Linked DNA regions of Homo sapiens: region 1 is linked to region 2. The links are chromatin contacts, found by Hi-C or POLR2A ChIA-PET in ENCODE. All regions are on one chromosome and are shown on one strand. The core of a region is the stretch at or near the end of the contact, and the rest is flanking DNA. Distances in the headings are between cores, read along the strand shown. Region 1 holds the start of VMA21 (vacuolar ATPase assembly factor VMA21). Region 2 holds the start of GPR50 (G protein-coupled receptor 50).

Region 1 (4,560 bases), core at 1,912-4,411, 220 kb after region 2:
TAAAAAAAATACAAAAAATTAGCCGGGCGTGGTGGCAGGCGCCTGTAGTCCCAGCTACTCGGGAGGCTGAGGCAGGAGAATGGCGTGAACCCGGGAGGCAGAGCTTGCAGTGAGCGGAGATCGCGCCACTGCATTCCAGCCTGGGCGAAAGAGCGAGACTCTGTCTCGAAATAAATAAATAAATAAATAAATAAATAAATAAATAAATAAATAAGAGATATGAGAGCTTTTGTTTATATTTAAAAACACTACTATGTAAATTACATGAGAAGTTTTTCCCACAGCAAATCTCATTTATGAATGGTTCCTGTTTAAGTTATCACACAAGTGCAACTTAGGCTGTTAATGTGGGAGTGTAAAAGTGCCAGCCTGGGAGTCAGGAGTCAAGCTACATCCCACTAGATAAATGTGTGACTTCCCACAAGTCCCGTCCCCTCTCTGGGCCGCAGTTTTCTCATCTGTACAAGGAAGTGTTTAGACTACTGTTATGGGTTGAATTGCTGGCCCGGTCACCCACACCATCCCCAAATTCATATGCTGAAATCCTAGCCCCCAGTACCCCAGAGTGAAACAGCGTCGCTGCAGATGTAAATAATTAAGTTCATACAGGTGTAGGGTGGGCCCCTAATGCATTATGACTGGTGTCCTTATAAAAAGGGAAAATTTGGACAGAAACACAGACGCAGGGAGAAGGCCGTTTGAAGAAAAATGCAGAGATCAGGGTGATGCTTCTACAAGCCAAGAAATGCCAAAGATTGTCAGCAAACCACCAGAAAACAGAAGAGGGGCCTGGAACAGTCCTTCCTTCACAACCTTCAGAAGGAACCAGCCTCGCCAACATCTCCATCTCAGACTTCTAACCTCCTGAACTGGGAGATGATTAACTTCTGTTGTTGGAGCCACTTAGTTTGTGGCATTTGTTATGGCAGCTCCGGCAAACTACAACAACAGTGGTTCCCAGTTTTTTTGGGGGGGGGTGGACAGAGTCTTACTCTGTCACCCAGGCTGGAGTGCAGTGCAGTGGCACGATCTTGGCTCACTGCAACCTCCGCCTCCTGAGTTCAAGCGATTTTCTGCCTCAGCCTCCTGAGTAGCTGGGATTACAGGCATGTGCCACCACGCCAAGCTGGTTCCCAATTTTTTCACCATCAAGAACTATTTTGCTCTTTTTCCTTTTGTGGACCCAATTTATTTATTTAACAAATATTTATTAGTTCCTACTATATACCAGGCCCTACTCTAGGTATTGGGGAACAATAAGTCACAATTCCGTTCCCCCACTTGTGTTCATTCTATGTTTTAAAAGATTTATTCTATTAAGTATACTGTGGCTTATTTTCATAATAATCTGTGAACAGTCTTTTCTTATGGGATAACTAGGATAACCTCATCATGATATAGTAAGTGTCAAAAATCAAAGAACGGTGATATTTTAAGTAGCTTTGGATGCCTAACAGTAAATAGATTCATTAGGTTTTTAAAAATATTAAAAACTGCCTTCAGAACCACCATTACTACATTTATGGGTCCCTAGGGATTGAAGGACCTCACTGCAGGCTGATTAGCTAGAGCAGGGGTCAGCAAACTCTTCTGTAAAAGGGTCAGATGGTAAGAATTTTGGGCATTGCAGATCATTTTGGGCGTTGCAGATCATACCGTCTCTGTCACAACTACTCAACATTGCTGTTGTAGATAATACAAACAAATGAGAATGGCTGAGCTCCAATAAAATTTTATCAATAGACGCTGAAATTTGAATTTCATATAAATTTCACGTGTCATGTTATTCTTTTGACGTTTTCAACAATTTAAAAAGGAAAAACCATTCTTACCTCAGGGCTGTAGAAAAACAGGTGGTAGGCTCCATGTATTAGGTCGGCTGGCTCAGTTTGCCTACCCCAGAGCTAGATTCTCTTTGTACCCCAAGTTCTTACATTAGGTGGTTCTTACTCACCTAAAGGTCTAGATGAGGCCCAGATAGAGATTACTATTATTTTTATTAAATATTTTACAGTTTGTTTTTTAGAGACGGAGTCTTGCTATGCTGCCCAAGCTGCTCTGGAACTACTGGCCTCACGCAATCCTCCTGCCTCAGCTTCCCAAAGTGTTGAGATTACAGGCGTGAGCCAGCACAGTCAGCCCTAGAGGGGGATTATTCAGTTTGAACTAAAACCTGGACTTCCTGCTGCCCAGTCCATTGCCCTTTCCACCACTCTAAGCTGCTGGTTTAGTCATGATTTCAGATGTGGTCTTTGTATCCATGTGGTGCAGAAAATAGCTGTGTGGTCAGCGGCCCTTTCCAGGCGCTGACCATGTTAAGGGCTGTCCTCTTATTAGCAGCCAGTGGCAACTTAATTTTGTCAAGCCTGACTCCAGACTTACCCACCCTTTCGTTTTTACCTCTCTCGGGTTGCGCAGGCCCGGGAGGCCCATCTGTTCTTACTATTTGAGTCCCTGTTGTCTCATTGGCGGCTTTCTGAGCAGCTGCAAAATATGTTTTTAACTTTTAAGTGGAAGTTGGGGGTCACTGGCATCGAGTCTGGAACAGTCATTCTCAGCAAGAGCTCTTTGAACTCTGACATTCTCTAGTTTTACGGACTCGGGTGAGTGTTTTAACTCCTCCCAGCTGCCAAGGGCTTGACTTCCTACCACTGCGGGCAGTAATTAATGAGGCATTTATTTGCTCAAGTAGTGGCGAAATAATGCGCACTGCTTTTTTGTGTTGTCGTCGGCGGAATACGCTCAGTTGCCTAGCACCACAGCCCTCTGGCTGGTAGTCCCTCTTCGCGGCTCATATGCTCGGGTCTCCTTGCGGCCCCCAGCTCAGCGACCGAGACGCAGACGAGGACCAGTGTTCACGCGAGTTCAGGGGGCGGCGTAGCCGCCGCCCGCCCAGGAGGACCATGTTGCGCGGCAAGTCCCGGCTCAACGTGGAGTGGCTGGGCTACTCGCCAGGCCTGCTCCTCGAGCACAGGCCCCTCCTGGCAGGGCGCACGCCGCGGAGCCACCGCCGGTAAGTCATGTGAGCGCCCGCCCCCGCGCCGGCAACAGCCCTGCGTCGCTGCGGCGCGCCGCGCCGCGCCGCGCCTGCGTACTGTGGCCCGCCGCCCGGCGCGAACGGGCACTTCCGGCGCGAACGGGCACTTCCGGCGCGAACCGCTACTTCCGGTGCGAACCGCCTCGGCCGTTCCCTCGCGGAGCTTACTGAGCGCGGCCGCCGAGCCCAGCTCCGCCGCCGAGCGCCTGTGCCGGCACGGCTACACCATGGAGCGCCCGGATAAGGCGGCGCTGAACGCACTGCAGCCTCCTGAGTTCAGGTAGCCCTGAGCGGGGCCTGGACCGCGAGGCGGACTGGCCCCAGCCTGGAGCAGGGCTTGAGGGAAGGCCCTAGCTGAATGGGTGGGCGTGAGGTCTGGACCCCGGGGACCTGGCCTCAGGGAAGGGGGCGGGGAAAGCAGGTTGGAGCCTGAGACGTCTAAACTCCCGGCCCCGAACTTTCGCTCGGGAACAAGGGATCCGGGGTCATGGGGAATAGGTCAGTGGGCCTTCAGCTCATGCTCCTATCCTAGCACTTTCTCTCGCTGTGTCTATATTGCAGTCTCTTTCATTACCGCAGGGTCAGCCTTCTGAGGACAGGAATGCAGTCTCCTTCATCTCCGTGTTCCCTAGGGGGCCTGCATAGTCGGGGCTTAATAAATGTTTGCTGTATGAATGAAGGAGTAGAAGGGAATAGTCCCCTGGTGTGAGATTGCTTCACTTGGGGAATCAGTAAGATAGAGGCTGGTGACTGAGTTGAAGGAATGTATGAGAGAGCAGGTGGTTCTGGCCCACCCCAGTAGGCAAGGGAGTGGTGAGGGAGTTAGCTATCATTCGTTAAGACCTACTGTATGCCAGGCTCAGTGCACGTGCTTTACATACATTGTCAGAATTCTTAATTTCTCTAACTGCTTGATTTCCCAATTTTGAAGAGGATGCAGTTGAGGGTAAGTGACTTGAAACTGAGGGTGAGTGATTACAGAATTAGGCGACAAAGTTAGTATGTAATTGAAGCTAACGTTTGACCAAGCTCACTGACTCCAAAGCCCACGATCTTTGGAGCTCTGTGATGCCTTCTCTTTCCGACAGGGTCATTGTGAGTTTTTTTTTTTTTTTTTTAACTTTTATTTTAGGTTCATGAGTACATGCGCAGGTTTGTTATATAGGTAAACTGCATGTCACGGGGGCTTGGCGTACAGGTAATTTTGTCACCCAGGTAATAAGCATAGTACCCGATAGGCGTTTTTTCTGATTCTCTCCCTCCTCCCAGCCTCCACCCTCAAGTAGACCGCACTGTCTGTTGTTCCTCTCCTAGTGTCCATCTGTTCTTGTTGTTTAGTTCCCACTTATGAGAACGTGCAGTATTTGGTTTTCTTTTCCTGTCTTAATTTGCTTAGAATAATGGCTTCCAGCTCCAGTCATGTTGCTGCAAAGGACATGATCTCATTCTTTTTTATGGCTGCATAGTGTTCCATGGTGTATATGTACCGCATTTTCTTTATCCAGCCTCAATGTGGGTTTTTT
Region 2 (4,156 bases), core at 108-2,607:
AACTTTTAGTAGCCGGCAGAAATCCATTCCCGTGACCAAGGTTATTGAGGGAACGAGTGTCCGAATCACGCCCCTTTAGTTTTGCCCGAATATTCGAATTTTCCGTGGTCCCCGCGGAGCGAGATCCTGGGCGCACCGCAGGGGAACTGTGACGCACGGGGACAGAGATCCGCGGTGTGGAGGGCGAGGGGGGAGGCCTGAGAGGGATGGGGTCGAAACGAGAACCCCAGAAGGGCATGGGAAAGGAGAAAGACCGAGAGGAATCCTGACTGAGGCAGGGATCGCCGGTCAGCCAGAGGCTTCTTGGTTTAGCCGCGTGACACCTCCGCACCTTTCCCGCGGCTGCGGCGCAGCTCCTTCAGCCTTCCTGACTGCCCCGTGCCGCTCAGTAGAGAATGCCGAGCATCCCGAGAGGGAGAGGCGTCAGAGCCTCTCGTCCTGAGTTTCCTTGAGAAGCGGGGACCCAAGAGAAGAGCTTTATTGCCTGTTTTACTTTTTCCCAAAGCGTCCCTTGGCTTCCGCCGCCTGGCTGCCGGCAGCTGGAAAGGAGACGAGCTCCCGCTCCCGTTCGCCCCCAAACTGAGGACCGAGTGGCCACCAATGCCTTCCCTAGGTCCCAGGGTGCAGACCCGCTCCCCACTTCCAGAGTCGGGCGCAGGGTACATCTCTTTATGGAGAGTGCAAGACCTGGACCGGACTGAGCGGCTACTCGCAGCTGCCGCTAAGGGAGCCAAGAGGCTCCTGGCGAGAAAGGGAGCGGGGTTAAGTTCCCTAGGGATTAGGGACCCAGATTGGGGGTGGGAGCTCCCAGCAGTAGTCCCCTGTTCCCCGCGGGACACAGAAGGCTCTAGACAGGCAAGGGCATGGGGCGTGGGATGGACCTCACAAGGATACTTGCAGAGGCAAGCATCTAGCGTTCAAGGGGCCACCGGCTATCCCCTATACCCTGCTGGGGGCTGTGGACTGGCTTGGTCTAGCACTGGATCCTATGAAAGACTCTGTGCTCCGGCTCTGCAATCTACATCTCTTTGCCAGGTGTTTGCACTGGAGGAGAGAGGGAGAAGAACTTGCTAGAAACGAATGCACAGGGGCTGGTGGAGGGGGTGTGGGGTGGACTCCGAGCTAGTCATGATGCTTGCAAGGTACCTGGGAGATTGAGAGGCAGGGCAGGCTGGCTAGAGAGGAAGTACATACAAGGCAGTCGGAAGCAAGATGACACCTCAATGTGGATTTGTCCAATAAGAGGGGGTAGCCAAGGGGGGGGTATTCAGGGAGGTCTGATTGGTCGGGGGGAGGGATTTGGGGTGGGGCTAGCCGCCTCTTGAGGCTTTAAAAGCTCATCGGAGAGGGGCGGGATGCTGTCATTTGCTCTCTGACTCTCAGAGAGGGAGGCACGCTTTCCTGGAGCTCCTGGTGACAGAACAGGTGTTTGCTGTCTGGACCTGGCTGCTGATCCTGAGCCTGCTGGGAGATCTTAACGATCCCCAGGAGCAACATGGGGCCCACCCTAGCGGTTCCCACCCCCTATGGCTGTATTGGCTGTAAGCTACCCCAGCCAGAATACCCACCGGCTCTAATCATCTTTATGTTCTGCGCGATGGTTATCACCATCGTTGTAGACCTAATCGGCAACTCCATGGTCATTTTGGCTGTGACGAAGAACAAGAAGCTCCGGAATTCTGGTAAGCCACCCCTTCTTCTCCCTACCCAGTGTGCAGAGACTTGCAACCCCTAGGGCGTTAGTTTTTGAGCTCCCCGAATAGAGAATCTATGGACAGTGCCCTCATATTGAACATCCCTGCTCCCAAATTCCCCGCAAGCCTGGGGGTGGTAGTATTCTGTCCCGGCCCTCTAAACGTGGAGGTTCTCAAGGCCGAGAGAGCACAGAGAATTAGCTTTGGGCATCCAAGTACAAAGCGTTCCCGTGGTGCGCGGCAGCCCGAGGATCCCTGTCCCGTCGGGGCCTGATGCGGAGGGAGCCGGCACCCGAGCGGGAGAGTCAGGCGATTCGCCCGGGGACAGCAAGCCGAGCCGGACGCCGCAAGGGCGGCCGCGCTGAGGCAGCGCGGACCGAACTGACGCGGAGGGAGCAGCGGGGCTGCGACCTGCTCTGTGAAAGTTAAGTTCGCGGCGGCCGCGGCGGCCCTTACCAGAGCGCAACGCAGTGGCCTCTCCCTAGCCGGGCCAAGAGCCCGCTCGCCGCGGCCCTGGGGCTCCAGGACGGCTCCCGGGCAGATCCCGGGCGGCGGAGCACAGACCCCCGCGCCCGAGAATCGAGCAGGGAGGTCTGAGCCCGCCGGAGCCGAGCTCCGTCCGCCCGTCCCAGGGCGAACGGCAGAGAGAGGCAAGCGGCGGGTCGGGCACAGCAGGCGGTGGCAGCGACGGCGGCGGCAGCGGAGATCCCAAGGTCCGTAAGCGGGGAACTGGGGGGTCGCAGGGCGGGCCGGCCAAGAGGCTTGGGAGCTGGGCGTTGCTGGGGGTGGAGGGATAGAAGGCAGCAAAACCGAGTAGGGATTGGCGGGAGGGCGACGGGAGAGCTCAGAGGCGGCGATGGGGGACTCAGAGAGGCTGCAAAGGGCTGGGGTCTGGGAGCCGCAGGCGGGACTTCCCCCGCTGCTAGCCACTGCCGAGCGGGAGGAGGCCGGGGGCCGGGGGCCGGCGGCGAGCAGGGCAGGAGGGAAGCGTGGGAGGATGCCGGGCGCTGCGACCTGTGCTGGGGGTGGGGGCGGCAGACACTGCAGAGCAGCTAGTCCGGCTTACAGGTTGGGCGGGAGAGGGCTCTGGAAGGGAGGGGAAGGGGCAAAGGCGCCCAAACTCCGAGTTCAGGCCGGGGGAGGGAGGGGCGGCGCCTGGAATTTCCACCGCCAGATTCTCGATCGGCTGGGGCTAGGAGTGGGGACCGAAGGGGGTCTGAGAGGGTGGGGAGACCAGCTGGATTCTCCCGGGCAGGGCGTGGGGGAGAGGTGGCGGCCGGGGTCTGGGGGATTACTTTGCTTGGGCAAGGAGTCACGAACACTGAACAAGTTTAAAAACGCACTGACTGGCACACAGTCATTAAAAGTTTTCTTACAAAGTCTGGTGGGTGTCTCCGATTTCTCCTTCGTCTCCTGGAATCGTGGGGCCATACACTAGGTCTTCACCTTCACCCCCGCGGTGCGGTCCCGAGGTGCAAACCCACGGAATCCTGGGGGCGACCTGCGAAGCCCATTTTATTCCCTTTAGATTTCTTTTCTTTCTTTTTCTCCTTCTCCTTCCTTCCTTCTATAATTCAAATAAAGGCTTTTATGGTTGTTGTGGTTTTGTTTTTAAGGCTTTGCCCCTTCTCTTTTCGGCTGTATTTCCCTGAATTCATTACTCTGCCGGAAAACCATAGAAAGAACCTCTTCGGTAGAAAGTGCTGAGGCCGAGTGCTGACAGCGCTGGAGGAAGGAGGAAGAAGGAGCCATACCTTTGCCCTTTTCAAAAGCGCTCATTTTCTCCTAGTCCAAGATGAAGTGCAATATTTTGCCAAACCAATGCTAATTAGCAACGAGGTGTCTCCAAAGAAAGAGGGCTCTGCGCCTGCACCTGGCCTCTTCCTTCTCTTTTTTGTGAAAGGTTTTACAAAAAAGTTCCCACCTCAGCCCTACAAGACCGGAGTGGGGGTGACCCTTCTTCTCTATCCTGTTTAACCTGAAGGCTCCAGTAAAGTTCAGTGCCCGGCGCTGGGAGCTCTGTGCAGGGCGCTGAATGTGCCAGTGCGCGGCTCTGCGCGTGGACGTGGACGCGGCATGTAACTGAAACAGGCACTTCTGCTAATCCTTGCAGGATTTTTTCTCCTCCCCCCCACCCCCGCCCACCTCGCGCCACCCTTCCCGCCCGCCCTCTCACTACTTCTTTGGTCTCAGACTAAATTTTACAGGGCTTCCCTGCTTCCCCTCAGTTTTCACTCTTAGGTTACCTCGGAACGGTAAGTATTTGACTTGGCAAGGTTTTAGGTTACTGCTTGATCCCATCGGAAAAGACTGTTTAAGAAGATGGCCTCTAATGCCTTTTCTCAGAATCTTCTCTCTAGTAATGTGTTTATTATAAATGCAATGCTAGGCTATAGGAGGGAGATGGCTAATTTATCTTTTTCTAATTATTTAATTATTTTTAATTTTTTTAGTTTGAGGCT

Evidence for each region. A loop is a pair of places that touch in the nucleus more often than their neighbours do. ChIA-PET counts read pairs that join two places held with the same protein, here RNA polymerase II (POLR2A). Pooled maps may share reads with other maps.
Region 1: POLR2A ChIA-PET joins it to region 2 with 15 read pairs in WTC11. The contact joins the promoter of VMA21 here to the promoter of GPR50 in region 2. A Hi-C loop is called at or near these places in 1 of 50 pooled maps. POLR2A ChIA-PET finds 5 or more read pairs at or near these places in 4 of 52 experiments (HEK293T, WTC11 and activated B cell).

What each region holds. Positions count from the first base shown.
Region 1 is chrX:151,394,045-151,398,604 of GRCh38, forward strand. It overlaps VMA21 (vacuolar ATPase assembly factor VMA21), which reads left to right and starts at 3,162. Exons shown (of 3, transcript NM_001017980.4): 1 at 3,162-3,317. The coding sequence starts at 3,265. RefSeq lists a silencer at 3,003-3,162 and enhancers at 3,443-3,592, 3,653-3,712.
Region 2 is chrX:151,175,227-151,179,382 of GRCh38, forward strand. It overlaps GPR50 (G protein-coupled receptor 50), which reads left to right and starts at 1,358. Exons shown (of 2, transcript NM_004224.3): 1 at 1,358-1,682. The coding sequence starts at 1,496. GPR50-AS1 (GPR50 antisense RNA 1) reads right to left here and starts at 2,610. Exons shown (of 3, transcript NR_135300.1): 1 at 2,151-2,610; 2 at 1,569-1,649; 3 at 1-1,044. RefSeq lists enhancers at 1-22, 23-991.